2 separate regions of the Homo sapiens genome follow, and region 2 is linked to region 1. The links are chromatin loops, found by intact Hi-C in ENCODE. Cell type or tissue: IMR-90. All regions are shown on one strand. Links, peaks and the distances in the headings refer to the core of each region. The heading gives the core; the rest is flanking DNA.

Region 1 (16,246 bases), core at 3,489-11,488:
TTATCCCCTTTCACAGTTTTCAAAGCTACATCCGTGTGTCTGTGACTTTAAGTGATTTCTGTTGAGTTTCCTGCTCCTGAGGTAACTTATGAGCCAGGCAATAGCACTTTTAGTGACATTTCTTCTCATAGCCCAGTTATTTTCTTCACCGTGAAGTACATCCAAATACTGTTCCTAGAACACCTACAAAAGCTGGTGCTTCCCATGTTTTAGAAAAGTGCTTTGTGGTAGGCAGAACAATGCCTCCCTCCCCCAGTCCTCCCTCGGTTCCCAGACGTGTCCCTGTCCTAATCTCTGGAAACTGAGAATATGTTAGGTTACATGGGAAGGGGAATTAAAGTTGATAATCAGTTGACTTTAAAATGGGAACATTATCCTGGATTATTTGGATGAGCCCAGTGTAATCACAAGGGTGCTTAAAAGTAGAAAAGGAAGGCAAAAGAGGTCAGAGTAGGGCCATGTGAGCAGAACTCAGCTGTCCATTGTTGGTTTTGAAGACGAAGGAAGAGGGCCGAGGGTCATAGAATGTAGGGATCTATGTAGCCATAGAATGTAGCTGGGAAAGGCAAGATTCCGCTCTAGAGCCTCCAGAAAAGAACATGTTCTGCTGGCACCTTGATTTCTGACCCAGTGAGAGTGTGTTGGACTTAGGACCTTCAGAACTGTAAGATGATTTATTTGTATTGTTTAAACCTCTAAGTTTCAGGTAATTTGTTATGGCAGCAATAGGAAATGAATATATACCTGTTCTTGTTGCTTCTCATTATACGCCTTTTTAAAAACAAAACAAAAAAAAACCGAGGCAGCCCTTACACAGCTCCTAGTAGTGCTATTCACATAGAATGCCCTCTTGTGCCCCCATGCATGTCTCTCTAAGTCCTTACTGAATATTCTTTTTCCTTACTTCTGGGGTGTCTCCACTGTGAAAGGATCTTCCATCAGAGCAACACTTCCGGTCTTTCTAATCTCCTTTACACACCACTTTTCTAGGGTGAAGATATGGTCTTTCTGCTTGGTGGGTTTAGAGAAAGGAACTGGACCTTCCCAGACCAGCATCTTGTTTTTGGAATCCAGCTGTCTGCAGGAAGCACACACCCTGCTCTGTCCTTTGTGACTAGGTGCGTAGATCTGCCCAATTCTGGACTGTAGTACCCAAGCCACATCTTCAGATCTAGCTTTTAGGGTAACAAAGGTGATAGCTTTTCCAAATGCTAGATTCCTCTCAATTAGTCCCAAACTCAGGTAGGAAAGAGGGGTGATGTTTATTGGACCTCTCAAACCCCAACACAGTAAAGCTCCAAAGGGATATTTCAAAGTACCTCCTCTTCGATATATGAAGAAAGAAATAATCAGCTTTCTTTCCAGCCCTGCTATTTCCAGTGATTTCTCATCTCATGGAAAGTCTATCCAGTTGTCTAGGCCTCTGTCTCCCCTCTTCCTTTCTTCACATCTAGTTAATCTCCAGGTTCTTGTTAATATTTTTCAAGTTCAGCTACTTTCTTCAATCTCACTACCATTGCCTTTGTGGACACCCTCATAACTCAACTCCTAGATTACTGCAATAGTTTGTTGTTGTTTGTTTTTGTTTTTAATTCTTCCTGTTTCTCAAAGTATAAATCACAGATTTTCTGCATCCAAATCCCCTATGTTTGAAACCAATCAGACCTAGTGAAAAAGAATTGTAGGTAATTGCTGTGCATACCAAAGGCTGTGAACCCCTGCTAGTATCCTTCCAGAAAATGTAAGGTAAAATCCTTACATTTTCACTGCAGTGATCTTTCTAGAGTGCAAAGCTGGTGATGATACCCTCTTGCTTAAAATTACTCATGGGTTTTCCATTAGCCATAAAGACACAGTTGAAAATCGACAGCATGACATACAAAGCCCTTTCATGCAGACCTGACTTGTGCTCACGATCGCACAGCTTTAGTTCTTGACATAATTTTGTTTTTCTTTATGTGCTCCAGTCAAAACGTGTCACCTGCATGCTCTTAATTGATCATGTCATTTCTGCTCCTGGTTCTTTTGTTCAGCCTGCTCCTTCCACTCAGAGCAGCTCCTCTAACCCCGACTTCTTTGTAACTAACATCCTCTGGAAAACCTCCCTTAATCTCCTTCTTTCCCAGGCTGGGTCGGGTGCTCCCCCTAAATGATCCTTTTTTCTGTCTCAGTCTTAGTAAACCTCACATCTTGTTCTGTAATTTTCCATTACGTTGTCTATTTTCCTTATGAGATAGTAAAGTTCTTTAGGTAAAGGAATATATCTTAGTTTTTCTTTGTATTTCTAGTACCTAACATAATAACTGGTACATTACAAGTGCTTAATAAGTTTTGATTTGATATATCCTGTGTTTCAAAGAGCCTAACTTTAAAGAAAGCCAGTCTACTCGGTGTATAATGGACAACCAGAGATAAGCATTTTTTTTAAACGATGTGTACAGAGAATAAAAGATTATTAGATAGACCCTGGATTCAGCCTCAATGCATTTCTTCAGTTTGTAGTCTAGGAAGACATTAGACTACATGCTTTGCATGCATTTTCTCTTATACTCGAAACATTCCCATGCAAGGGAGGTACTAATGAGGTCCCTGTTTTATGAAAAGACAACCAAGACTTAGGTTTAGTGACCTGACTGAGCCACATAAGCCATTTTTAATGGAAAATAGTTCAGGTAATCTTTAAACCTAGCATGAATGGAAAAGAAATTATAGCATCAAGGAACACATTTTAAAATGTTCAATGAGCATTGCTATGTGCTAGCAATATTCTAGGAGCTGTGAGTCTATCAAGGTAAAAAGAGACCAAATTTCCTGCAGTGATGGAGCATATATCTTCTAGGTAGTTATATCATCTTCACTAACACTACTAGTTTAATCAACATTTTAAAAGACAATAACAGTTTTGAGCATTTGACTCACTTGGGACAGTGAAGATAAGAAAAGATAAAAATTTCAAGTCATGCAGCCATGGGAGGACTTATTTTTTCCTTCATTTTTCTCTAAGTGATATCTGGGAAATGGGAATAGGTTTTCATGTACCCATAGCTTTGCAGGCAACATGAAGATCATAATCTAAACCTGGGCCTGGGGTAACTTGTTGGCCATTATAGCTATCTCTTTATTAGAGACACTAAGCAATCTAAGCAATGCCCATGTGTGCAATGTCATGCTTAGGGAAGCATCAAGGAAAAAAGAACAGCTGGAAACAGACAGAAAGGTAGTAGGAAAATAGAAAATGGAATGAGAAAGAGAGGGAACAAGGATATTGTCATTGATGAAGTATCATATAAGGATACACTCTATGCATCCTGGAAGCAGGGACCTGACCATACTGATCACTAGTGTGTAACTTGGGATCGAGCAGAGTGCCTGTTAGTTAGTTGGTGTTCACTAAGTGTATTAGAAAGATAACTTATTGAAAGAAGTCTATTCATTAATTCAAAAAAAAATCTGTTATGTGCTCTGATATATTCTGGCCATAGGGCAAAGCCTTGGTCCCTGCCATCAAGGGATGCAGAGAATCTTTGGAGGAATAAAACATAACCAAATTATTGAAGGAAAATCATGATGAATACTATGACAGAGAGATGAACATAGTGCTATGGAAACACTAGAAATAGCTACTTGCTCTATCTCAGGACTCGGAGGAGACTTTGTAGAAAATGTGGCATTTTGAGCAGAGAAGGATATTCAAGGCATGGTCTGAAGAGAACCAGGCCTGTCTTGGGAATAATAAGAATGTCACAGTAGCTAGAGATGGAAAACATGGAAAGAAGAGGCTGGGAACACATGTGGGTCTAGAAGGCCAGGATAGCAGTTTGCATGAGAGTCTTGGGCATCTGAGAGGCAGTAGGGACCCACATTACCCCAATACTCTGCTCTGCTGCCAGAGCGGTCTTCTTAAAAATGCAAGTTTTATGATTCTAGCCTTCTTCTTGAAAGCCACAAAGCACTCTTAACCATCACAAAGTATAATGAATTGCAGGCTTTGGTAGGTTTCAGGAAATACTACCCCCAAATATGGCACCTTGACATTTGAGAAAACAGCAGAAGTGGAAAAGTCTCTTTGACATTCTCTGGACATTCTCCCCTGAAACATCCTATAAAAGAATTCTCTGACCTACATCTACAGTAGGTTGTAAGACCCTCATATCAGAGGCATTCTCCCTAGGCCCAGAAGAAATGAGTGAAGATACAGAAACATATCGCAGAATCTGAGCAAACCGGCCTTGCTAAATTCCCCCATTTATTACCATTAGGTCATACCTACTTGTCTTCCAATGATACTTCTGGATGACTAACCATAAAAACACACAGATTTCCCTGTTTCTTTGGGTCTTCATCTCTGAAATTTCCTGTGTCTCATGAAACTTAACACTAGATAAATTCATATGCTTTAAATCTGTGTTTTGTTTTACTGATCTTGGCCGTGAACCCACCTATAGGTGAGGAAAAGAATACTTTTTCTCTCCAACACTGATGAGGTCTCTAGATATACACCAACATGGAAGTGCTATTGGGAAGCACTAGTCCACATGGTTTATTGTGGCGATCAGCCTCTAGGTGATCAACTCTGTCTCCTGGTATCCATGACCTGATGCAGCTCCCTCTCACACTGTATAAGGATAAATGTGTATGACCAATGGAGCACAGAAGTGATGGTATGGTATGTCATTTCCAAGGCTAGGCCATAAAACATTTTGTAGCTTCTGCCTTGCTTTCTCTGCTGGAGTATTTGCTCTGGGGGAAGCCAATCACTATGTTGTAAGGACAATCAAGTGGCCTATGGATTGCCCTGAGTTACAAGAAATTGAGGCCTCTTACCAATAGCCACGTGAAGAAGCCATCTTGGAAATGGATTCTCCAGCCGCATTCAAGCATGCAGATGATGGCAATCCTGGCTTGAATCATATAAAATTGGAGTTAAAAAAGACTAGAGGCTGGGTGTGGTGGCTCATACCTGTAATCCCAGCACTTGGGAGGCCAAGGTAGAAGAATCGCTTGAGGCCAAGAGTTTGAGACCAGCCCAGGAAACATAGGGAGACCCCCATCTCAAAAAAAAAAAAAAAAAAAAAAAAAAAAGGTCTGGCGGTTAAGGATTAAGCAGGGCAGACACTGATAATTGGGTCCAACATTTCCCATGAAACTTGTAGAGATTTGTGGAATCCTTCTCTACTACTATTGACGAGAATTGGCACTCTTTATTATTCCTGATACCAAGAGATGTAGTGTTTGGTCCAAGTTTGCATGTCTAGTTAATGAAAACAAACTCCATTTTCTGACTGCAAGTCCAGGGTTCTTGCCAATACTGTGCTACCATCCATACAAATGACTTACTTTTACCTCTTTAATTTATATGAGATACCCATTCACTTGCTGACAATCAGTCATTCAGCTTTTTAGGAATTACTCATCTATAAAAAAAGATCGTATACTGCTTAAGAGAATGGGAGATAGTTGGAATGCTAATTGTGGTAGGCAGAGTAACAGCTCCCAAAGGTATCCAGGTCCTAATTCTGGGAACCTATGAATGCTGCCTTATATGGTAAAAGGGATTTTGTGGATGTAATTAAGGATTTTGAGAAGGGGAGATTGTCTTAGATTATCTAGGTAAGTCCTACATGCCATCACAAATATCCTTATAAGAGGGAGGCAGAGGAATATTTGATGAAGACGAGAAGGGGATGTGACGAAAGAACAGGAAGAGGAAAGGGGATGTGATGCCAGTCCAGAAGCTGAGGAATGAGGACTGCATCCCTCCTGGCACAGGTAAGGAAACAGATTTTCCTCCAGAGCCACCAGAAAGAGCTCTACTGGTTCTTTGATTTTAGCCCACTGTACCTGATTTTGGCAGTCTGACCTCCAGAATTGTAAGAGAAAAAAACTGTGTTATTTATTTATGCATTTATTTATTTTGAGAAGGGGGTCTCACTTTGTTGCTCAGGCTGGAGTGCAGTGGTACAGTCATAGCTTATTGCAACCTCGACCTCCTAGGCTCAAGCAACCCTCTTGCCTCAGCTTCCTGAGTAGCTAGTTCTACAGGTGTGCACCACCACGTGAGGCTAATTTTTTATTTTTGTAGAGATGAGGTCTTCCTATGTTTCCCAGGCTGGTCTTGAACTCCTGGGCCCAAGCAAAAATGTGTGTCATCTTAAGCCACTTGTTTATTATAATTTTTTTACAGCTGCCATAGGAAACTAATTACACTAATCTTAGCTCCAACAGATCGCACTTCTGTTAGTTTGTGCAAGAAAATCTTTCTAAGACTCTGCTTTCTGATCTATAAAATGGGAATAATAAAATGCCTATTTCATAGGGTTGTGGTGAGATTGAATAAGACCACTCATATAAAATGTTCAGCTTAGGACTTGGCATATGGAAAGGTTTTTGTTGGCTATGGATTTGGTCTAGACAAGAAGATTGCAACAGATTTTTCTTCTATTTGAAAACTCCGGTAGAGCACTAAGTAGCTCTTGGAATATATAAAGGATTGTGTATTTATTAGCTATTCTAGCTTTCTCTCAGGAGTGCTGACATCTATTTGTTTCTTCCTTTTTAACTGTCCTTTCTCAAGAGTGTTGACTGCAAGATGAGGCAAAGGCAAATAGGTGGAATAACTGGAGAATAACCCAGAATGAGACACAGAAAGAGGATTTTGAAAGGATTTCCTTGCCTATTATCTGCTTTCTGAGAGAGCCACACAAAACAGGTGAAAAGTTATACTATTTATAAAGATCTCCTGAGAGGGAGTGTCTACAGCTTTTCTGGTAATTTCCCTTGGTACAAATGAAACCTGTTCATTTTCAAGGAAAATTGCACTGATGGCTACACATTCTTTTTCTTTTTAAATAAAATATTGGAATGGTGTTGTTTTTGGAAGCTGCTTGTTACCCAATGTTGCCAAAAAGGTTTTATTATAATGAGGCTATGTGTTAGCTGTTCATGTTTCTAGTGCAGCATAGCTGTATAAATTTTTTCTTTTTCTTATCTCGGATTTCAGATTTCCCTATTTTTTTAAAAGTGTATAGTAATAATATTTACCAGTATTGTTCATCCCTACCACTCAGTTTTCTGCATATGCTTGTATTTTCTATTTCCTGCTGATTTAACTTCTGTACTCTGTTGTTTATAGGGACTTGTCATATTTGCATAGTTTAAGTGCTCTGTCGTTTCTATCACAAGCCCTAGTGGGTAGGTACAACATCTATGTAGTTCGCTTGTGTAGTGCTTGGTGGAACATCTTGTGTTTCATGATTGATTTATGATGATAGAGATGATACTATAAAATAAAGCCAAAGGAAACTTTTAACAATAGGGTCTAATCCTGTTTGGTCCTCATTGGATGTCTCTCCACTTGTAGGGGAAAAAACTGGAGAATAATGGTTGTGTCATCATGACAAACAACTGACATAGTTGAGGCCAGTCGAAGGCCCAGAGCAACCCTGGTCCTGTAGTCAGAGACGACTTATGAAAATAAATGAATCTGGCTCATTGACTTGAGTTCTTGTACCCAAACTGGAAAGGTGTGGTACCTGACACAGGAACAAAGTCTGTCTGAAATCAGCTGTCCGGGATGTCATTTTCTCTAGTGCAGAGACTCGATTGCCTAAATTGGTAGCAGAGGTGGATGTTTCCTAACATGATCTTCCTTGGCCAACAGTGACTGACATCTGAGGTAGGTCTTACCTCTACCTTGGGGGCTCACTGCTTCACTGGTACCATATAATGGTGGCAGTTTAACAGTAATCTTAGTAGGTCTTTTTGGACATTTTAAAGCCACTGCTCCAAAGCATAAGCCAGGCAAAAAAATTGATTTCCCTCATCCAGATGTCCCCATTGTCCAACATAGGTGAGACATTTTTTAAAAAGGCATCTCCAGAAGGCGATTTTTGATCCCTCTCCAGATAAGAGGTTCAAGCCAGCTTTTTCTTATTGTGGGACATCAAAATTTACTATATGACCTGAAATCCTCCCAGGTGATTTAATTCATTCATAGGTTCTAGGAGAGAAGATGAAACTTTCATTTATCCCCATGCTACACACTGACCAATACTGCTTCACCAAACTTTTATCAGTCTTGTTGCATTTTATCTGTTTACACGAGATCCATAGTGCTTTCTCATCCCCACAGTAAACACTGAATTCTGTTTATAACAGAAGGGCAGGATCTGTGGGGAGCATCCGCAAAGTGCTCCAGGCTCCTTTTTCCCTTTTCTCAGAGACACCAGGAATGTGCCTTTGCACTGTTTTGCCAGCATCCTTAAATCATGATTAATTTAAAGCCTTTTCTCTCCTTGGTGAGGCCTGACACAAGCAACTGCTTCTCTGTCACATTGATTTTTCTGTCCTTGCAGATTCAGAGCCAGGGTTGAGTCCTCCTCACAGGGCGAGTTCTCTGACAAGGAAGTTTTGCAACCTAATTTACAGCTGGAGCCAAGCTTGTCAGTGAGTGCCAGAGGGAAACTGTCGCAATCGGCAGGCAAAGTATGCATTTAATAGTATTTATCCAAGCCAGTTTGTGATTTCTTCACTCTCTCCAACAAATATGTTATTTGTAATAGCTATCTTCTCTCATCTAGGTGTTTGAAAAATGTCTCTAACGTGTGTGGGCTGGAATGCATTTTGTTTTTTCTGCAGGTATATTCATTTAACAAGGGGAGTCTCTGAGGAGCTATCAAAAACTGCTTGCCATCTTTCCAAATCATCTCTGTCTGCAGTGACCATGTCTTAATCCTGAAGGAAAACAAGGTAATCTTTTCAAATAAACATTTTCAAGGATGTTTAGAGGGAACCAAATTGCTGGCATGTAGAACCCCCTTCCAGTGCTTAAAAATAGATATATTGAGGGAGCAAAACTCCAGTGAGTTGGAGTGTTTGGAAGTATTTGATATGTTCAGATGACTAACAATAATAAGCTAAATTGCAAGCAATGATCTGAATTTGTGTGTGTGAATATGAGTGTGTATGTGTCAAAGAGACACTGAGTATCCTGTTTCTCAATGTTGTTGGTGGAAAATGAGGCGCAGAGGGGTTACACACTCCCAGTAGGTAAGCAAGTTGGTAAGGGACTTTGGCAATATTTGACCCTAAGCCCATTAGATTTCACTGGGCTAACCTGACTCTGGGGAGAGTAAATATGAGATGAAGAAACATTTGATCATTAAATAAAAAGGAAGCACTGAAAGAAAAGCAATTGGTTGCATAAAACTTATTAATGCAATACTTCTGCTCTCAAGGAAGTTGACATGCAATAGAAAGAGAACATGTAGAGTATGGATTGAATAAACCAAAAATTATGTAGATGATGTAATTACTATAATTAAATCAAAACAGATTGTGTATGCTGGAACTTATTGTATTACTCACAACATAATTTTGTATAACTTTTTTTTAAACCTGTCTCTTTTCCTTTCTGGTCTGTGGGTTTCTGAAGGACAAACCTCTTTTGGCAGTTGGGCCTGAAGCCCCAGAACTTATGCTGGTCCTGGCACCAATGAGGACAGAAATGATTGAGCACATGAATTTGGTATTGAGTTTGACATTATTGTGCTTCATTTTTTGTGGGCCTGGGATGTTTTCTACGTAATTCGTTTATCATTTATTGTTTAAGGTGTCTGCATACTCAAAATATCTTTTTAATGTCCTCCGCCTATACATGACATAAATACTTTATTAACTTTGTTTAAAAAATCTTATCACAGTGCCATCCAACAGGAATATAATGTGAGCCATGTGTAATTTAAGATTTACTAATAGCCATATTAAAAAAGGAAGAAGAAACTGGTGAAATTAATTTTTAATAATGTTTTATTTAGCTATATTCAAAACATTATCATTTTAACATGCAAATATAAATTTATTAATATCTCTTACATTATTTTTTCTAGTAACTTTTTAAAATCTAGTTGGTATTTTATATTTAATGCACATTTTAATTCAGCCCTCAAACTTAATTGCAGACCATTGTATTTCAGTGCTCAATGAGCACATGTGGCCACCGTGTCAGCACATTTCAATAGTTCGCAGGTCAATGTAGAGGACATTTTCCCCCCACTTAGCATTTCATCCCTGTTATTATGCCCACTGAGTGCCGTAGTATGGAAAAAACATGTGTAGCCTAGTAGCACAAATGTAAACTGGGGTGACTAACATCCTAGTTTGCCTGAAGTGGAGAAGTTTTCTGGGACAAAAGACTTGCAATGTTAAAACCAGGACAGTCCTGATAAAGCAGAATGGTTGGTATCCCGCAAGTAAACTATGTTGGTCCAAACAATATATCCCCTCCATCACTGTGATTTGTTTTGACCTAAAGCATAGAAACCTGGCTGCCAATTATGGGATTTTTTTGGGAAGCCACTGGGAGAAAGAACCTTACTTTCTGCTGTGGTTATTATCAGCTAACCTTTATATCATGTGGGGAGAACCTGTTTGAAAGTATTACCTACTTTGGAGGAAATCACAATGAGAAAGAAACTGAGTTTTGGTGACTTATTTTTCAGTTCTTGGACACTGTCGTGTCTGAACCTATCCTATTTTTGGACTTTTCAGTGAATTAATACATTCTTTACACCTGTCTCCATATTGTTTGTTTAAACAGTTAAGGTTGCATTTCCATCATGTGAAACTGGGATAGTTCTAACTAATAGGTTTAGAAAAAAAAAAAAAAAAGAGTACAAGAAATCTAGTTGGAATTCTTTAGGTTCATAAGAAACATAATCAGGCTGTCTATTTTATTTTAACACAGCCTCCTCAAGCTACTGTTGAGTATGTATGTGGTGCTGCCTAGGAACAGTAGGTATTTTTGTGGAGCAAGGGATTGCAGACGGTGAAGTAGCTGCATACTGGCAATAACCTATGAATCTGTGGGGATTCTGAAGAGTAGGAAGCAATGAGACCTGCTGTCTTTCCTTTATTGTCCCTTCCTCTATTGCTCTCAGACTGTTGTGCTTTGCTTGTGTTGTGGGTGTTTTGCTCTGCCATAATGGCTCTCATGATGAACTATAAGCTTCATTCTAGGTCCTGGGACAATCTACAGTTCATGAGATTCTCACCTATGGGTTAGGGACCCTTGGAGATTTGCAGAGTTGCAAAGTCAAGCACCAATTTATTCTTTCTTAATCAATGGATACTAAAAGTGCAATCATTAGTACATAGAAGGCTTGTAACAATTTTTGATGGTTTCAGAAGAAGATTGAGTAAGCATTCAATAGATAGATGCTACTGAGACACTAATATGTAGCTTGACATGGTTAAATGCCTTATGTGAAGCACTTAACAAGTGTTAAAACATCACATTTAAACTTCACAACAATCTTATTGCTGGCATTATTATTCTTATTGCTTTGAAATAAAAAAAAATAGGCTGGGCATGAAGGCTCATGTTTGTAACCCCAGCACTTTGGGAGGCTGAGGCAGGAGGATTACTTGAACCTAGGGGTTCAAGGTCAGTCTGGGAAGCATGGAGAGACCTCATCTCTATGAAAAGTTACAAATAAAAAAAAAATAGCTAGATGTGATGGTGTGTGCCTGTAGTCCTAGCTACTCGGGAGGCTGTGGTGGGAGAATCACTTGAGCTCAGAAATTCAAGGCTTTAATGAAGCCATTTCTACTCTAGCCTGAGTAACAGAGCAAGACCCTGCCTCAAAAGAAAAAAAATTGAATTATTACATTTTCTTTATTCGTTACTCATTTAACAAACTTCATTTTATACTATTATATTCTCAATGAATTTAACATCTAGTGGAGAAAGTAGGTGTACAAAAGTGATTATAATGCTGTGTGTGAGCATATTAACAAATACAGAGGGGAAGGAGAGGAAGGGTCTCCCATAGCAGATGTAGGTGCAGGGTACAGAGCATGGGATCACCAGAAAACTCCCTGGAAGCACGGTGCTTGAGCCAAACCTGACACATCAAAGTAGATCTGCACTATTGCAACAGTCTAGTACAAAATAACTTTTTCAGGAGAGAGTTTCATTATCTTGCAATGACAAATTTTAGTTTGTTTTTCTGCATCATCGTGACATAAGTGACAGGATTCTGATTTGTAAAGCAAAAGAGTTGGATTCTTAACCCTGAATTTACTACTAATGAGGCCCTTGGGCAAAATCTCTCAAACAGTTGGGGCTAGAGTTTTCTCTCCAACGAAGTAAGGTAGGATCAGCAATTCATTCATAACAGCATCTCTTCCAAACTCCACACCCTGAAGGCTTCAAGTTGTGCCCTTCATTTGCACCTTTATTGTCCTTCTAGTAAGAGTCATTACCTGGAAATCACAGTTCAGAAGCAAGGCATCACAGTTAGGTGTAAAGGGTGCTTAGCTTACAAAGAAAAAGCTTCGACTAATTTAATTTTTACCAATATCATAAAATCACCCCATGATAATTTCAGGGTGTCTTCACTCAAGTATAGCCTAGGACAGGTAGTGAAGATGTGGTAAATGATGTTAATGGCAGCAGAGAGACCGGGTTTCACTGAATGCCTTGATCAAAGCATTACTAGATTCATGGTTAAAGAGTAATGAGTTTCATCAGATATTTAGTAAATGTCCCTTAAAGTTCCTTTTACAAAAGCAAAACCAAACAACGCAACAACAAAACAATCCCACACATTTCTATAGATGTAATTTGAAACACATCAAGTTATTAATCTTGGAATCTGGATTTTCCAAGAAATCAGCTTTCTTGTTGTATTTAATTTTGTTGTATCTGAAAATGCATTTATGTATGTGTGCAGTTATGAGGTCAGGTAGAGAGGGAGAAAGAGACTACTGTCTGTTGTATTGTTTCCCAGTTTAGTGTAGATGTCAGGCTTGATGATAAAAAATGAGAAGATGGAAAGGAGATAACTATTTATTGACCTTACTGGTGCACTTAACCTCTCACACTGGAATTTTTTTTTTGGTTTATAAAAACCTCTTGATATAAATAAATAAATAAATTAATTAATTAATTAATTTGTGACTTAAATGAAAATATCTCATATTTTATGAACAAATGTGGCAGTGAATATGTACTATATATTAGTTAATGTTAACATACCTTAGTTTTAAGATCCGTAGAAGACTCCATTTGACCTTTACAATGTGGATGTTTTTCCTTACCACAGGTGGAAATTGATTTTTACTTCTCTGCAGCTAAGTATGTGGCAGTCTTGGCCACATGGTGACTCAGCAGAGGAGCCTATGTACTGGCTGTCCTGATGCTCTTCCTGATTCAACTGATTCTCTACACTTGATCTTAGCCAAAAGGCCGAGAAGCAATGATTCAACTGATTCTCAAAAGGACACCGCTGCAGGAATAAACCCACTTCTAAATATGGTACACTTGGAAAGTTGTCCAGCTCGCAATGTCAGAGTCACAGACTTCATGCACACTCATCTCAAGTCAATGTTATCTAACACATTTCCACTAATTATTGGATGACACTAGCAAGAAACTCTGATATTTTTCACCTAACCTTTGCTAATTTAAATGTGGCCAGCCCACCCTCATACTGCATTGTGATGGGGATATAAAAGCCAATGAAAGATATCATTAATTGTTAACAATAGTCATCACTGACAACTTCCTGTTGAATGTCACTGTTACTCCTGCTACTGCTACTACCACTACCATTTATGAAGCTGCCATTATTACTAACTCAAAGCTTTCACAGATACAGAAACAGGTGTATTTTTTGTTTTGTTTTGTTTTTTGTTTTTGTTTGAGAGAGAGTCTTACTCTGTCGGCCAGGCTGGAGTGCAGTGGCACAATCTCGGTTCACTGCAACGTCCGCCTCCCGGGTTCAAGCAATTCTTGTGCCTCAGCCTCCCGAGTAGCTGGGATTACAGGCATGTGCCACCATGCCTGGCTAATTTTTGTATTTTTAGTAGAGACGGGGTTTTACCATGTTGGCCAGGCTGGTCTCAAACTCCTGACTTCAGGTAATCCACCTGCCTAGGCCTCCCAAAGTGCTGGGATTACAGGCATGAGCCACCGTGCCTGGCCAGAAACAGGTGTATCTTTAAAGCATAACTTCCTCTCTGCATCTTGCTTCCCCTCTTTCTGTCCCTTCTCCTCTCCCACCCCCACAGTTTTGGCTTCACTTTGCTCAGGCTGTGACAACTGTCTTTAAGGGAGCTAACTTTTATCTGACTGTAAAGCCAAGCAAACTAATCTTGCAAAACTGTTCTGCCACATAGGTTGGTCTCTTCCTGTTTGGAATTCATCTATATATTAGCAACTTGGAAAGCCTTTGAGCTGAGCTAGTGCGCAAAGCTGCACCTTAGACTGTGGTTTACAGTGCTGCTTAATTGTCACAACGGTGTCACTCACCTTGTCCTCACCTAACCTGCAAGGTAGACATTTAGGCTGCTTTCTTCATCAGTGTAAGGTGAAATAGCAGATTGGTGTGTAAAAAGTGTGGCTTGGAGTGTGGTGGTATGAACTGTGGGATTATTTACTATAGGGTCTCATTGCAAATCCTTTAGAACACTTGCCTCTTACACCTTTTGTCTGTCTGCTCTTAAATATTTTCTGTCCTTCCAGCATGCTATCTCTACCTAACAGAAGGGGTCATATCTGTCTCAACTAAAAGTCATTCCATTTGGGTCATTCGTCTGGAGGCTGAGACAGTGGAAGAGTCAAACTTGCCCTGAGCTTCACTCAGCCAGTACCTGTCTCCTCTGCCCACTGTCCAGCAACTTACCCTGACCCATCCTTTAAGGAACTTGCCAAGAGAGAGCAGAATACTCTTTCTTTCTCTCTCTCTCTCTCTTTTTTTGTCTTTCATTTATTCTTTGGATATAAACTGCAGACCTACTGGTTGTAAAGCACTGAGTTTCACAGTGAGGGCAACAAAAGAATAGAACACCTGGTTCCTATTCTGAGAGGGTCACCTCTGTTCACACAACTTCTGCCCATCTGACTCAATCTACTAGGTAAGCGGCAGAGGGGCTTCCTTCCCCCCAAAACCTCTACTGAATTATAAAAGATGGGGAAATTGGAATTTAGCATTTTCAAAACCCCACCTCTTCTTGCAGATTTACTTTCTTTCACTTTCCCAAGCAGACTTCATGTGGCAACCAAACTATACTGTCAAGTACCCTCTGAACCCGCCTGCCCTTCCTGCCTGCATGCGTCATGGAAGAGCTGCCTTTGCCCCAGGACACTGCTCTGGCCCCATTACCATCACCATCACCAAGGAAAATACATCCCTTATATTTCAAAGCCCTAGTTCAAGCATGTCTTCCTTTCAGGCAGATAAAATTATTTTATGCTTAAAGATGCAGAAAAAATGACACACACACACACACACACACACACACTCATAAAACAACTTTAGAGTCTATAAGATCTCATTCTGCACTTGGGTGCTTACTAAAAATATCTCACTGGAAGAATAACTAGCCTTAGTTTCCACATCTGCAAAATGGAGATAACAATACTATAAAATGATTATGGCTTTTTGATGATGTAGTTTGCATAAATGGCCTAGCCAAGTACCCGGCACCCGTAGGTACTCTACAAATGCTAGTCAGCATCCCTTCTTGGAAATCTCCACGATTAAATGATATCTTATGCAGCTGTTTGCAGCTTATCTCCTGTTAGACTCCAAGCTGCTTAAGAATAGTGACTATGGGCTTATTCACATGGGGTTCCCTGCAGCCTTGCTTAGTGCTTTGTACCTAACAGATGCTAAGGCATATTGGATACAACAGTTTATTACTGTAAAAATACAAATGACCATAGGTCTGGAAAGAGCCAGGCTCAGCAGGGTACAAAGCAGGCCTGGGGGTACAAAGCCCAGGCTCTTTAGAACCTTTGCCTTAGCTCAGCAAGGTTCTCAAGGGTGGAGTAATTGCAGAGAGAAAATGGCAGGCTCCATGTGCAGGCTTATGTGATTTAGGGCCACAGACTGACCCTTCCTGGGGTCACCCACAAGATGAATCAGGAAAAGAGAGAACAGAGATGGGGCCAGCTGCTCCCAGATCCTTAGACATTCTAAATAAGGGGGAGAGACTCAGTCTTTTCTGATTAATCTTTGATGATTTATTCTTTGGACATCATTTAAAAGGAGCATTTTAAAGTAAATTAATTGAACTCTCATGACCTTTTACCCTACTAATATCATCAAAAGAAACTAGATCTTGAATTTTAAAAAGCGCTTGATTTATTTTCTGTGACTTACAAACTACTGAAGAACATCAGTTTTTATTTTTTGAAATTATGAAAACTCCAGCTTTTAAAGCAAGAAGTCAAAACAGC
Region 2 (16,246 bases), core at 5,020-13,019, 130 kb before region 1:
AAAGTGCAGATAAAAAGTGAGAGTGAGACAGGTAAGGGGCGAACAATAAACATTAGTAGAAATTTTATTTAAATTTGAACTCTAAAGTCAGTGGGCGTGTTGTTTGTTCCGCTAGTGTAATGATTATACCTACTTATGATTAATATGCAAATAAATACCTTTTGTAATTTAACTTTGAAAGTTGAAATTGGGGCTGGGTGCCTGAGCTCAGGAGTTTGAGACCAGCTTGGTTAACACAGTGAGACCCCATCTCTATTAAAAATACAAAAAATTAGCTGGGTGTGGTGGTGGGTGCCTGTAATCCCAGCTACTTGGAAGGCTGAGGCAGGAGGATTGCTTGAACCTGGGAGGCAGAGCTGAGATCACAGAGCTCGTGGGACACTGGCTCAAAAAAAAAAAAAAAAAAAAAAGCAAAAAAAAGCTGGGCACAGCGGCTCACACCTGTAATCCCAGCACTTTGGGAGGCCGAGGTGGGCTGATCACTTGAGGTCAAGAGTTCAAGACCAGGCTGACCAAAATGGTGAAACCTGGTCTCAACTAAAAATACAAAAATTAACCAGTCATGGTGGCACGTACCTGTAATCCCAGCTACTTGGGAGGCTGAGTCAGGAGAATTGCTTAAACCCAGGAGGCAGAGGCTGCAGTGAGCTGAGATCTCGCCACTGCACTCCAGTCTGGGTGACAGAGTGAGACTCCGTTTCAAAAAACAAAAACAAAAGTTGAAACTGGAATGTGGCAGAAAGTACTTCAGGCTAAAAGTTATTCCCATGTAAGGAATTATTATTATATGCCGTTTGTAAAGGGTTTTATTCCCAAAGTGTAGAGCAGAAAAAAAACCAACCAAACAAAAACTGATCTTTTGAAAAGTGAAGAAAACACTTATTCATTCATTTCATACAGATTTATTAAATGCTTGTTAAGTATGTATTGTTTGGGATTAGAAAACCAGTATAATATTATATTATTTTAATTATTTGTAAGTGTTTTCTTTTATTTTTGAGTTGAAGTTTTGCTCTTTTTGCCCAGACTGGAGTGCAGTGGCATGACCTGGGCTGACTGCAACCTCTGCCTCCCAGGTTAAAGCAATTCTCCTGCCTCAGCCTCCTGAGTAGGTGGGATTACAGGCGTGCATCACCACGCCCGGCTAATTTTTATGTTATTAGTAGAGACGAGGTTTCCCTATGTTGGCCAGGCTGGTCTTGAACTCTTAACCTCAGGTGATCTGCCTGCCTCACCTCTCAAAGTGTTGGGATTACAGGCGTCAGCCACTGCGCCCGGCCTGTAAGCATTTTCATCTTTCATTTGTTTTTACTTTGCAGCTAACACTTTCTGTGACGACGAGGATGTACATTTTATTAGTAGCATTATTTAAGACAGGGTTCCCCAGCCCCCTGGCCATGGACTGATAATGGTCAGTGGCCTGTTAGGAACCTGGCCGCACAGCAGGAGTGAGTGGCGGTGGCGAGCATTACCACCTGAGCTCGGCCTCCTGTCAATCAATAGGCTGGCATTAAATTCTTGAGCCCTATTGTGAACTGCACAGGCAAGGGATCTAGGTTGCATGTTCCTATGAGAACCTAATGTCTGATGATCTGAGGTGGAAGTTTCATCCCGAAATTACCCCCATCCCCTGCCCCCATCACTAGCTATGGAAAAACTGTCTTCCACGAAACTAGTCCCTGGTGCCGAAAAGGTTGGAGACCACTGATCTAAGAGATCTGTTTAATTTTCAGTGAAACCCTACCCAATTACATTAGATAAAAATAAAACAAGAACTATAACCTTCCATGTACATGAGGCAATCATGTTACCTCATACTTTTAAACCTTTGGGGCCCCAGAGTGGTAGCAAGTAGACCCTGTTTCTTCTTTTTTTAGCCATTTTCTTTCTTTCTTTTTTAAATTGAGAAAACCCCAGTATAATCAGAGAAACAATGTTTCCAGTTACAATATACTACTCTCCTCAGTTTCCTTTGAAATTAGGGTTGGTTGTATAACCTAGTGTTTATCAGTAAGATGTAAGAAGAAATCTACATATAGCCCATAATAGGGCTATATGTAGCCCATAAAACGGGCTGACTCCTTCATGATGTCTGTTGCCCTTTGTTCATCTCCTGCTTTTTCCCTGGGGACGTGGTCATGATGCAGCAGCCATCTTGTAAGCACAAGGATGTGATGGAACCTGAGCTGTGGCAGAGTGAAGAACAGCTGTATGGATCTGGGATGGGATCCCTCCAGGATGGATCCACATGGAATCCTGATGCCACCGTAATTGTAACCCTTCAATTTCAAGACCTCCTTGTTATGTGGGGAAACTATACCCTTATTTGGCTTGGCTACTGTCATCAGGTTTCTGTTTCATGGAATTTTAGGGAGTCAAGGACAAAACAATAATCTTAGAAGAAGAAAAACTAAGGATTAAAAAAATTGAAAAACATGGGACAAAGTGCAAAAACCGCAGAAAAGTATCTTAACTCTCAAATTCATTTCAACTTCTATGAAGTAGTAAAATAGTTCTATCTAATGTGGTATAGCTCGTGCAATAGGCACAGCATTTCATGATTCTAGATATACATTTTTTCATATTTTTATGTCTGGGTGTTTTACAATTGCTGTTGGCTAGGTGGCAGTCATATTGTGGATGCTATTGTTTGCATAGGTGCATACAAACTTGCAGAAAGAGTGTCAGTGGCTTGGAAAAAAATTATAGACACAATCATAGAGTGAGAAATGCTGCTCTTGATGGCATAAATGATGAAGTTATGTAGAAAAACACAGATATTAACAATTATTCTATATGACATGTTTTAGTAGAGTTGAACTCGAAATATGAGAAAGCTTTGCAAATACATTACCCTATTTATTTTGCTTATTTTCCTTTTTATATATGCATAAGCGATATATAATCCCAAATAAACCTAAATGGGCTCTTTTAATACATATAACATTAAAATTCTAAGAGATAAAAAATGATATCATAATTTAGTTGGCAGCTTCTTAATCTTTCCTAGTGGTATGTAAAATAATGATGTGTTTTACAAGATGTGATATTCCAGATTTGATGAAATACCATAAAGCTCCTTTCTGCCAGGAGTAAATGTCAGCCTTCTTTTTCACAGCATGATGTTGTAATAGAACACAGGCCTTGGGGAAAGAGGCCAAGGAATCTACCCCAAAGTAATGTTTTATGGATTCTGTGCAAAATGCCTGGTAGAGTGCCTGGCAGTTATATTGCCTTAGGGACACATCCTATGAATTGCTCCCATAGGTAGCTATGAACTCTGGTCTGAATCTGCATAGGCAAGCCAGATCATAAACTTGGCAGATACACAAAATATGTATTTGTAGAATAAATTAATTTCTACAAATTCCAATTAGCTTCATATATCGTGCAGGTTTGTTTGGGATTTTAAGTATTTCTTTTAGTAGAATGTTTTAATGTAATTTATTTATACTTTTGCCTTTCAAAACTTTTATATTTCAAATAAATTTCAGGTACTGTGATGACTTCTCTTCTATAAAGGCAGGTTCTTATATACCTATTTTAAAATAGAAGAATCTGAGGTTTCAAGAGATTAAGTAAATTGCCTAAGTCACAGAGCTAATATGTGGTATAATTAGGATTAAAATTCACATTTACCTGTTTCAAAAGTTCATGTTCTTTATAGTATATGTAAATTAAAGTAAGCCCCTCATTCCCTAAATCACTCCCAAAACAAGACACTGGAAACACAGCATAAGTTGCTAACAGAAGCAGCCAACTATCATGGCCAAACTGTGGACGGTTCAACTATAAAAATAGAAATAAAGAACTAACCAGTTTATATCAAGTTGGCATTATTCAGAAAAAAGAAAAATCTATAATGGGATAAAATTTTCTAAATAACAAACTGAGAATAAAGAAGCAGCAATTACAAATGACAAAATATTCTTTCCTAATTTTATCTTTAACATGAAGACAAGGGTAACAATGGTGACTTGATTGCCAAGATGCTTTTTAAAAGAAATAAGACTTTATAAAAGAATTCAGCAGGACAGATCATGTTTTGGACATTTAGGAAATTTCTTCTTAAGAGTCTAATTTCTCATGCACTATCAACTTAAATGTGAAGATGTAAAATCATTGGCCATACCTATACTAGCAACAGAATTGGGTATGACAAAGACTTGTTGACTTGTTTTAATCCGATTGGCTAGAATTTATTAAGGTGATCCCTGCAATTTATGATGTATAATAGTCATAGCTAAATGCCTAAACCTGTCTTTGAAAAGTGGTTTCGTTTGAGACTCACAAACTGATTTTCTACATATGAAAAGTTGTCTAATGAACAAGAAATTCATTCTTAGGGTCTTGACAAAAACATAAGAAATGTTCTCTTTTTTTTTTTTTTTTTTGTGACAGAGTCTCTCTCTGTCGGCTCACTGCAACCTCCACCTCCAGGGTTCAAGCGATTCTCCTGCCTCAGCCTCCCAAAGTGCTGGGATTACAGGCTTGAGCCACTGCACCTGGCCTACTATATATATTTCAACCTAATACATTGTAATGGTTTGTTGGCCAAAGACACAAAATGCAACTTGGGTCTGAAATAAAATATTAAATTGCCTATGAGAAGATCAAAGTTGAATGAAAGTGACTCTGTCAAGGTTCTCAAAGTGGCTCCCTGGGCCAGCAGCATCAGCATCACTTGGAAACTTGTGAGAAATGCAGACTTCGGAGCCTGGCTGCAAACTCACTGAATCAGACATTTTGAGATGTGTCCCCAAAATCTGTGTTTTAATAAGCCACCAGGTGATTTTGATGCAGGCTAACATTTAAGAATCACTGGAGTATGTTTTCTAGCATAAACTATGTATGTCCTCAATACCACTGAAAATGAAATCGAGTTGTATTGGACTTGTATTTACTTTTTGTGCGAGCTGGTACAGAAAACACAACAGCAGCATAATCATTCCATTTTACCCATTTACAACATTTCATTTCACAAGAAATACTAGATATAATAAAGCTATATGAAAAAAATCTATAGCAAGATCATCTTTAATGGAGGAGTTCTAGACCCAGTCCATTCATGGATAGACAAGGATGTTCATTTTCAACCCTGATGACATTATAAGAGCTTCTAGCCAATTAAATAAGGAAAATAGATTTTAAAAAAGTAATAGAGATATAACCTTAAATTCAAGGGCCTCAATAAACTATTAACATAATAAAAAGACAAAGAAACTTGAATAAAAGGAAAGATATATTTAATATTCTGTATACATATTTTAAATTTCCATTACTTAATTTATTAATTCTAACAAATCCAGTCAAAATCCCAGCAGAACTTTTGAGTAACTTAAAAAATTGATTCTAAAATTTATGTAGAAAGATAAAGGCCCATGAATAGTTAAAATGTTTTTTAAAAAGAGCCAAGAGAGACTTACCCAAACAGAAATTAAGACATTTAAAAAACTATTGTTTAAACATGTGGTACCGGCACAGGAACACACGGGTAGATAATAGAATAGAATAGAGTCCAGAGAGTAGAGAAAATAATACATGAGATTGAGATGATAATCACAAATAGCAAGGGACTAGGAGTAGTGGCTCATGCCTGTAATCCCAGCACTTTGGGAGGCTAAGGCAAGAGGATTCTGCTTGAGGCCAAGACTTTGGGATCAGCCTGGACAACATAGCGAGATACCATTTCTATAAAAAAAAAAAATTAAAAAAGCAGCCAGGTGTGGTGGTGCATTCCTCTAGTCCCAGCTACTCAGGAGGCTGAAATGGGAGGATGGCTTGAACCTAGGAGAGCAAGGCTGCAGTGAGCTATGGTCGTGCCACTGCATTCCAGCCTGGGTAGACTGAGTAAGAAACCATCTCGAAAAAAGAAAAAAGGAAGAAAAGAGAAGAAGTTAGCAAGGAAAGAGTGGATTCCTTATTAAGGAATAGATTAATTGGGTCACCATATGAAGAAAAATAAATTGGGAATTCATACATCATAGCATATATAAAAAGAAAAGAAGAAAAAAGAAAAAGAAATCCATTTAAATTAGATTAAAGGGCTAAAGTTGAAAGGCGAAAATCTAAAGCTGTTATGGAAGAAATAGAGAAATTTATCTTTGTGATCTCATGTGGAGGAAGCTCCAACAGAAACCCAAAGCACAAATGAGAAGAAGAAAAATGAATGTGTTTTGCAATATCCAAATATAAACATTCTGTTTAACAAAGGACTACATAACCAAAGTTAATAGGCAGATATAGATTGAAGGAAGGTATTTATAATGTGAAAACTAACAAGAAATTATCTTACATACACATAAATGTATAATTGGTTTTTGGAAAATAAGCAAGAAAGACTGTAAACCAAATAAAATATGGACAAAATACATGAATAATAATTCACAAAAGCTTAGGGTGGGAATCAAATAGTTAACAAGCATATGAGCAGGTGCTTCCTAATATATTTATGCATTTATTTTTTTGAGACAGGGTCTTGCTCTGTTGCCCAGGCTGGAGCACCGAGGTACAATCTCAGCACACTGCAACCTCCGCTTCCCGTGTTCAAGCAATTCTTCCACCTCAGACTCCTGAGTAGCTGGGATTACAGGTGCATGCCACCACGCTCGGCTAATTTTTGTATTTTTAGTAGAGACAGGGTTTCACCATGTTGGCCAGGCTGGTCTCAAACGCCTTACCTCAAGTGATCAGCCTACCTCGGCCTCCTAAAGTGCTGGGATTACAGGTGTAAGCCACCTCACCGACCAATGTTTACTAATTTGAACAGTCATGAGCTACCATTATCAGGCTGGCAAAAGTGAGGTAGCTTCAGAATATCCACTGCTCATAATATCAACTGTTGTTGGAGGTAAGGATGATGCAGTCACTATGGGCAGTAATATGGCAGTATTTAGTAAAATTAAATATTCATGTAACTGTGATCCAACAATCCTCCTCCTGGTGTACACTCCAGAGAATCTCCCCCCCACGTCCACAGGCAGACTTGGTTACCACAGTGCTAGTCCTGTCAGCAAAGGGGAGGAGGCAATTGTATGTGTTTATCACCAGTGGAATATGTAAATATCATGTGTAAATGCAAACCATGAAACCTAGTTGACTAAAGACTCCTGGGGTCTCCCAGAAGACTACCAACAAAGGATAATTATCTTCCTTATCTGGATTCTGAACAAATTAAGAAATAAAAGCAAAAATGAATGGAGATCTAAATATTGCTTTTATTGTTGATAACATAGCATTCGAAGATGTTTAGTGTGGGTGAAAAAGGACCCGAACACTGAAAACCAGAGTAGACAGAATCTCCACCTTGGGCCAGGTGCCCACATGGGGCGCCACATCTAAGCAGGAGAAAAAGTGGACTCTCTGAAAGTCGCCAGGACCCATGAAGAAGAAGGGGAAGACAGAGAAGAGCATGCCCAGCCATTCTTCTCAAATTTACCCATTAATGCAAGTCATGGAGTAAAAAATGGAATAGAACGAGACGCTTCATGGGAAAGTAACATCTGTGTGAGGAAGAATGACAATGGAATAGACCTCAAAGGATAAGAATGGTGAAAAAGTCAGGACTGATACAATCACAGTTCAATCTATGTACATTAAAATAAACACATGTAAAAGACAAATGTAGAATATTTTTCAGGAATATCCATCTAAGGAAATGTATGAAAGGTAGATTTGAAAGGCAGAGATTACATTTTAGGGATGTCTATGTCTATGGGGAATTAATACTAAATGTTTTAAAAAATAAAATGGGAGATTTGCACAGATAAAGGAAGATAGAATGACCTGAGGTGAGGCATATGAACAACTTTCTGGGGTTAAAAAGAAAACATTAAAAACGCAGATATGACATGGCATATTATTATTGCTTGCATTTGTATTTGTATATATAACTATCCCACAAAAATCCAACAGCAACAACAAGAAAAAATAGTTATTGAATGACTGCACGGATGGTCTCGGAGTTCAAAGATGGACAAGATATTGAGCCTTCTCCAGAGCTTAGAGTCTTTTGGCGACAGCTTTCGTTTGTACAGAACGTTTTTAGGTCTTATGAGAGTTCATCATTAATCAGGAGACATAACATCAGTGGGAGAGAAGAGAACACAAACCCGAAATCACGCTGATGTTATGGGCGACCTTTTAACTTCAAGGCTGTGCTTTTCACATCCGGAGTGTGCTCCTTAACCAGTTATCTTCTATTCACATTTCTCACTAGTGATGGAGACACGTTGCTAACTCAGTTCATCTTGTTTCTTTCCCAGAATCTAAAGGGAGAAACACAATCGTTTTCCTATTCTTGTTACATAACTATCTTATGAGAAATCTGCTAGCAAAACGCCCCGGCTCGGCCCTGGATGAGGGGCCAGGCCCAGGAGGCGTGGAAGAAGAGAACTGCCAGCACCGGACGGGGTCCTCCCTGGCTCAAGGAGAGGCAACTCCTGTTTGGACCGTGCGCACAGCGCAGGGCTGCTGAGCGGCACTGACTAGAAGGGACTTGGAAAGAACCGCTCAGCCCCACAGGCGACAGATGGTGTTTCTTCTGCATTTGTGTGGAGGGGGTGGGGGAGTGTTGGTAACAATAAGCAGCAGTAGCCACTTGACAGGCTCCCTGCTGCCAAGAATTTGCATGACGAGCGCTTGCTGCCATCTGGAGAACTTCAGCTCATTGAGGAAGAATCGGTGTTTCAGCTTCCATGCTCTGTGGGCCCCAGTCCATGCTGAGGATATCCTCTCCCAGGGGAAGAAGAGCGCAAAAGGGAAACCAATCAGATGAACCTGGCTTGGGGGAGGTCCAAGTCCACTGCACCATCCCTTAGGCAAAGTCAGGGTGAGCTGGCCATGCTGGCCTAATCCCGAGGACGTGTGGACAGATCTGGCACTTCAGAGTGGATTAGGTCAATGGAGCCCAGCACCTTTTGAACATGAGTCTGTTTACACAGCAGTAGTCGATAGAGGAAATGTGGACCCGAGGAGAAAACTCAAACAAGTACCCTGTTTCCCATGGCCTCCAGAGGAGAGTTCAGTGAGGCAAAAGGCTGACCATACACCCCGGGGATTCCAGGATTCCGTTCACAGACCACAGTGCTGTGCATTACAAACACATGTGTGGGCCATTTAATTAAACACATAACAGGCTTCCAGCTGCTAAGATTTTGTGTGTTTAAAGCAAGATGTATTTTCAAAGTGCAAAAAAAAAAATCACTTAAATCTTAAGTTTTACTTTTAAAGTATTTCCTTCCTTTCTTGTTAACTATCTGGGAAATTTGTTACTTTTTTTCTCGTATATATATGTAAATATATATGTATATATAAATATATGTATATATAAAAATATATATACATGTATATATAAAAATATATATATACATGTAATATATACATGTATATATAAAAATTATATATATACATGTATATATAAAAATATATATATATATATATTTTTTAGCCAGGCTCAGTGGCTGTAATCTCAGCACTTTGGGAGGCTGAGGTGGAGAACTGTTTGAGGCCACGAGTTTCAGACTGGCCTGGGCAACATGGCAAGACATTGTCTCTAAAAATTTTTTTTAAAAAATTAGCTAAGCATGGTGGTGAGCACCTTCAGTACCAGCTACTCGGAGGCTGAGGTGTGAGGATCACTTGAGCCCAGGAGGTTGAGGCTGCAGTGAGCCATGATCACACCACTGCACTCCAGCCTGGGGGACTGAGTGAGACCCTGTCTCAAAAACAAACAAAAGAATTTTTTTTTTTCTAAAATGTCTCTAATTGGTATTTAAATTTTACTGGATCAAATGATATTTTAAATATAACATCAGGAGATTATATCCTATAGTTAAAAACAAGTTACCAGTAGCAGTTAAAAGGTCTGTATTTAATACACATAACCACAAAGCTTGATAAACGCTCTGTCTTGCCAGAATTTCCAGTGTCAAACTGCATGAACAGTGTTCCTCATAGGAGAAAAGACATGTGCTCAAATATATTAATTATGGATTAATCAAATAAGTGAGAGTAAGACCACATTTACTATTGATGCTCTGTGAGATTTTTGAAGGCGGAAACTATTATTAATATATCTATCTTCATTACCCCAGCAGGTAGCACAATTCCTGCCATGGGGTAGGAGTCTGTGTTTGTTTCAGCATTGGGAGTTACAAGGAACAGAATATTGGTAAAGTTAAACCAAAAGAGAGATTTATGGGAAAGTTGCTTCTCTCTCCTATGGACTAAGAGGTGAACAGCCAACACTAGAAAGGAAGTGCCAGTCTCACAAACTGCAGGAATGGGTGGTCTTTAGTCTCCACAACTTGATGATAAATGTGCTGACATTCTGGTGACCTCTGTATCTAAATTTCAAATTCTCTGAAGGTTGATTTTGGTAGGCCTAGGTTGGGTTGGTGTTGGGTGACTGCTCTGACCCATCAGAGAAGGATGAAGGTGGCAGGCACGAGGAATGCAGTGGTGGCTGTAGGAGCCTGACTCTGGCTATCAGAGGCAGTTTTCGAACAGGGGGAAAGGTATGTTCACATGTAATGTGCAAAGAGTAGTGTGCAGTCATTTTCAGAACGTCATGAAGCATCATCAGGTATGAAGCATTCTGGTTGAACTGGATTATTTCGGAGAATGTAAGCTTAATGCTCTGTTTGTCCAAACTTAACATTTAAATTACTTAAAACTTTTAAGTGCATTTCCCTGACTTATTAGGTTGAATTATTGAAGTGATTTAGTGCTTCCATGGTTCAGAATAATAATTATGCACATTAGTTATTATGCAATACTGTAACATAGTGATTCCCTTAAGAACTACTGAAGGTTAAGAGAGGCAGGCCGGGTCTAGGGTGGTAGAGGGAGGCACCTGGGACGAGCCGTTTATGAAGGCAGCCCAGCATGAGAATCACCTGTAGAGTATTTTATTAGCTGCTTCCTCCTGTGTGCCTCCCTTGCTGCACCCTACTCTGGACCCTGATGAGATTACTATTTATCCTTATGCAAAAATGGCTCTATATTATTCACCCTGAAAGTTTGACAGCTCTCCCTTCTCAGGAAACTTTACTACAATCATTCTCACTTCCCCACCCATTCAAACTCTCCTAATCTTGTGTTTGCCACAACCATGGTGTCCTAATTGCTCTTTCCCCCACCCCATCCCCCAATCTAGGGCAATCCTTATTTTAAATATTCCATCATATGTTTCCATTGCCAACACACCACCACACATGTGAATGAAATACTCATAGATATAGGCATGGATATGTGTATCCAAGCAGACTTAATGCATTCAGAAAAGGGTCATTTGAAAAAATACTAAATAAGTGATTTTTTTTTTTTTTTTGAGACAGAGTCTCACTCTGCGACCCAGGCTGGAGTACAATGGCGCAATCTCAGCTCACTGCGATCTCTGCCTCCTGAGTTCAAGCGATTCTCCTGCCTCAGCCTTCCGAGTAGCTGGGATTACGGGTGGACGCCACCACTCTCGGCTAATTTTTGTATTTTTAGTAGAGACAGGGTTTCACTGTGTTGGCCAGGCTGGTCTTGAACTCCTAATCTCGTAATCTGCCCACCTCAGCCTCCCAAAGTGCTGGGATTACAGGCATGAGCCACCGCGCCCAGCCATGAGTGATATTATGTGCAAACACATTGGGATAAACACATTTCCTATCAGAACATGCGTCCTGATATTTAGATTTGAAAATGTGGTTGTTATAACCATAATCTAGGAAGAACTAAAGATTTAAAGGAGAAAGCAGACAACTACACTAGTAAAATTATATACTACATTTTAAGTAAATCTCTAAGACATCACAATTTTTGTTTGAGCCCTTGAGGGTGGTGGCAGTACTGCCCTGAGAAAACAATAGTGCATGACCTCTGCAACAGATTCTAAACTTACTTCTAGTCTCTGTGTGGCCATTGGGGGCCTAATTTTGGGTAACATAGGTGATTTCCAGACAAGGGTGATATGATGGCTATCCTGTAGCAGAACATCATTAATTTAGAGGGGACGCCAGGTCTCAGATTATTTTTCTGGCTCTACTGCAATTTGCTAAATTACCTTGGGCAAGTCACTTAAGGAATCTCTCAGGAACACAGTTTTCAAGTCTATAATGTTAAAGAGTTGGACTAGACAATTTTGAAGGTGCTTTTCAGTTATAATATTTTATATTCTCATTATTATCAAAATAAGTTGACCAATATAAAACTTGGAAAAAATTTCTATTGTTTCTGAAAGCACCTGAGGCAGTCTACACACATCAGACAAAGAAACCACACATTTTTAAGGGGTTTTTTTTTATAACACCCACTTGATACTCATCATAAGAATAAAATGTTGTGCCTTTGTGACTTGTGATTATAGCTCTGAGTCATTCCAGTGGTATGGCATTTGTTTTTGCTGTGTCTATATGATATCTGTCCAACCTTATGAAAATTGAATTTTAAAAAGTTAACCAACAGTTGGTTGCTTCCAAAACACTAGACAATGAGCCAGCTCAGAGGACAGAATTAAAATGTCTGATTTTACAGAGACCTAGTCTTTGTATAAGGAATAAAGTAATATAGACATCTAGTCTGGTTAAGTATGTTTGCTTGCTTTTACCCTATGTAATTATTCTTTCGGGGGAGTATGCTATGGGTTGAAATGTGTTACCCCCTAATAAAGAAGGATATATTGGCATCCTAAGCCCCAGGACTTTAGAATATGACTTTGTTTGGAGATACAGTCTTCGCAGAGGTAATCAAACTAAAATGAGGTCTTCAGGTGGGTCCTAATCCAATAGGATTGGTGTCCTTACAAAAAGATAAAACTTAGATACAGGCATGCATCTAGAGAGTCTGCCATGTAAAGATGAAAGCATAGATAAGATGATGCTTCTTCAAGCAAATGAATGCCAAAGATTGTCAGCAAACCACCAGAAGCCAGGGAAGTGGCATGAAATAGCTTCTTTCCCTTGGCCTCAGAAAGAGTGAACTCTGCTGATACTTTGATCTTGGACTTCTAGGTCTAGAACTGTGAGACAATAAATTTCTGTTGTTTAAGTCACCCAATTTGTGATACCTTGTTGTGGCAGCTCTAGCAGACTAATAGGGGGTTCTTGTTGTAATAGTGTCTAAATAAGGATCCCTTATTAATTTCAGCGCTGGTTTTGGACACATTCACATGCACATACATTCCAAAATTACACTTTTTTTTTGTATCATAGTAAAACAAAAAAGTGTGCTTTAAAGAGGCCCTAAAGAATTAGTACTTTATACATATGCTTACCCGTGGCCTGGAAACCCAATTGCTTTCTGGATCTAATTTTATTAGTGGAATAGTAACTATTAGTACAATTTTCAGAATCATCTTGCTACTCAAATGTACACATAGAATTAGGAATTTATTCTAGCACATTTATGAACCATCACTAGGCATAGATCTTGTGTGACAAAGAGTGGTCCCTCCCTTCATGAAAAAAGTCCATCGTTCTGCCATTAGCAAGTTTTTGGGCTATACGAGCATTTGTATCTTTCTTCCTCTAGGAAATATGTTATTGAGGGATTATCCTTAAAAATTCTTACTATCTTCCTTATAATCTCATGAAAAAGAAAATTGTATAACCTTCCTGGTTTCCTCTTTCAGCATTCCAGAGTCCCCTAAAGGAAGAGAATTGTTCCTAATATCTAAGTAAGGTTATCCTTTTTAGAATTTATGCTTGAACTTATTTGCATTTAGTAAGAAATAAAGAGCCTAATACAGCAACTGCCGCATATTGTATGCTTTCACTTGGAGGTAATGAATATGGAACCAAGGCTATAACATTTTTAGTCCCTTCTACTTGCTTTGCCAGTTTTAAAGTAAGATTATATGCTTATAGAAATGTTGTTTTCCTTTCTGGCTAACTAGGCTGCATTTTTTCTCTCTCTCTTTGATATGCAGGGAGCAAAAGTAGGGCAATTTAAATATATCTTTTGAGCCAGGGAAGCTAGCAAGAAACAATCATAATTTTAAGGAAAAATTAAGAAATGGTGACAGTGTTTAAGTAGAAGATTACATTGTGTTTGGATTCTGTTAATTACTGCTACCCCCACAAGCAGTTGCAAAGGCCTCCTGGACATTATTTCCAATCTATTTATGGATCTTCAGAGGAGAAGTTATGAGAATGTCTTTTTATTATATTCTCTTTAAACTTTCATTTTCAATAGCTCACAGTTAGTTGTCTGGAATGAGGATGTGTATTAGACTAAATATGCAGGGGTCATAATTTTGTGACCCACTTCCTTCTTCATGCCCAAATACATTTGCAAATAACTCTTTCCAGATTCTGTTTGTCTGTTGTGTTAATTTACAATGACATCTTTTCAACTGTCTTGGTTTCAAAGTGTCCTGTCTCTTTAAAGTAGCAATTTCCTATTTGAAGGGATCCATTACCATGCCTACAAGAATGTGGGTAGATTAGAAAAGCTGTTCCACACTAGTCAGTGACTTGTAGAGGAAGCTTAGAACTGAGATGAGCAGACAGAATAAAGATGGGAGAAAATTAGTGCTGAGAACAGGAGGTAGATTGTAAAGAGAAGCTGGGTGTATCTGTCTTGAAAAATGGGCTTCACTGCTGGGGTTTATTTAGGTAGTTTCTTCTTTCTTCAGATTTCAATGGAAGTTTTTATCTTCTTTATTAGAAAATCATAATTGATAATTCCATTTATTTATATTCTCTTCTAAGTAAGAGAGAAATATTTTGATTTTATTCATTGGTTTCCACATAATAGAATTTTATACCTTCCTCTTTGACACCATATGTCCATTTGAGAAATGCAGGGCTTTGTTAGTCCCCTAAAATGAGCTGCATGTGTGCCAGGGGCAGCATGTGACACTCTCCCATCTGGCATACAAGTTGCCACTTGGCTGCCACCTGTGCTGCCACCCAGGACCCTTGCCATTCCCCCCATCCAGTGCTGTAGACCATAGTCCCTGCAGCCTCTTACTGGTTGCTGTCTCTCCTGCAGTGGCAGATGTTGGGGTGGGAAACACTGAGGGCCAAGCATTTGCTATTGCCAGTCTGGCTAGACTCAAACCCTTCTCCACTGACAAAACATAAGAACCTGGATTATGCTTGCCTCTAAGTGTACAATCACTTCTCTTCTTTTCCCTCTCCTTAGCTCTTTCCAGGATGTTTAACGCCCCTTAATTTGACCCTTTGCTCTAACTTGGGGTGTATCTGATTGCACTCACATGCGCACTGTGCTTCCCATTCCCTTTCTTCACTGAAGAGATCTTTTGTGGGCCTTCCCTTGGGTGAGGAGGACTGAATCATGCTTTCTTTAATCAGCTGAGCTCAGGTCTCTTGCTGAAGTGCTCCTGGACCTTGGACGTGCACATCCCAGACCATTACGTTTTGTGGTCTGCGTATGATTAGGGCACTGCTGGAAGTGCTACAGAGACCATCAGAAGAGATTGGAGGTGCCAATACATTGGACCACTTTGACGATAAAAGAGCAACTCTCGAATCATAAACTCATGTTATTTTTAGAGGTGGAAGTAATCTTGGAATCATTCATTTATTTTACAAATGACAGAACTAAAAGTGTTCTGTAGCTTAGTTACACACTGTTTATACATTGATGCCGTTCCTATTAATTGATATTCTATAAAAACATGTCATGAAATTTATTGTTGTAAGTATTTTGGATTTATATTTATTGTTTATACACATACCCTTTCAATCTGGGAAATCTGAGGAACAAAGCATTTCATTTTAATGAGACCATATGGATGCTAAGATTCCTTCTTGGTCACAAGCTTGGGATATTTTACACACTGAGAAAATGTTTTCCTCTCAGTAGTTGAAAGTCAATGGCAATATCTTTAGGGAAAAAAATTACTCAAGGCCATAACTATTCACTCATTCGACATGTACTTATTGAATATTTATTATTATTATTAATTATTTCCTCCTACCACTTCCCAGTGAATATTTATTGAAAAATGCCAGGCGCTAAACCAGGTACTGGGGATACAATGAGGAACAAAACAAATAAAATTCCAGATGTTAAAATCGAGTGGTTTATATTTTGATTTAATGGACTAGTGAATATGGATGGACTTAAGAACATTAACCTATTTCTATTTGTTTTTACTTTTTTCTTTTCTCTGATGTCGCCATCATTACAAAGTGTTTGTTAGGTACCCAAGTGTTTCAGTTAGAATGCATTTGGCTGTGAGTGAAAGAAAAGTCAATTAAATCTAAAGTGGCTTAAATAATAAAGGGAA

Evidence for each region. A loop is a pair of places that touch in the nucleus more often than their neighbours do. Peaks named below come from ENCODE experiments on the same cell type or tissue, not always from the same donor. Only the 100,000 strongest peaks of a DNase experiment are listed, where the experiment ranks them.
Region 2: a loop joins it to region 1, with 4 times the contacts of the local background. A loop is called at or near these places in 2 of 110 quality-filtered maps.

Annotation. Positions count from the first base shown.
Region 1 is chr6:113,425,839-113,442,084 of GRCh38, reverse strand. LINC02518 (long intergenic non-protein coding RNA 2518) reads left to right here and starts at 8,638. Exons shown (of 2, transcript NR_149098.1): 1 at 8,638-8,748; 2 at 13,107-13,545. In IMR-90, for the core only: no CTCF peak of the experiment used is centred there; a DNase peak (open chromatin) is centred at 8,444; H3K27ac peaks cover 1,446 bases.
Region 2 is chr6:113,557,237-113,573,482 of GRCh38, reverse strand. All of the region lies in intron 1 of LOC124901379 (a long non-coding RNA gene), which reads left to right. Among named protein-coding and RNA genes, the nearest start is that of LINC02541, 85 kb to the left of the region's middle. RefSeq lists enhancers at 7,875-8,638, 8,639-9,403. In IMR-90, for the core only: no CTCF peak of the experiment used is centred there; DNase peaks (open chromatin) are centred at 8,642 and 12,362; H3K27ac peaks cover 1,187 bases.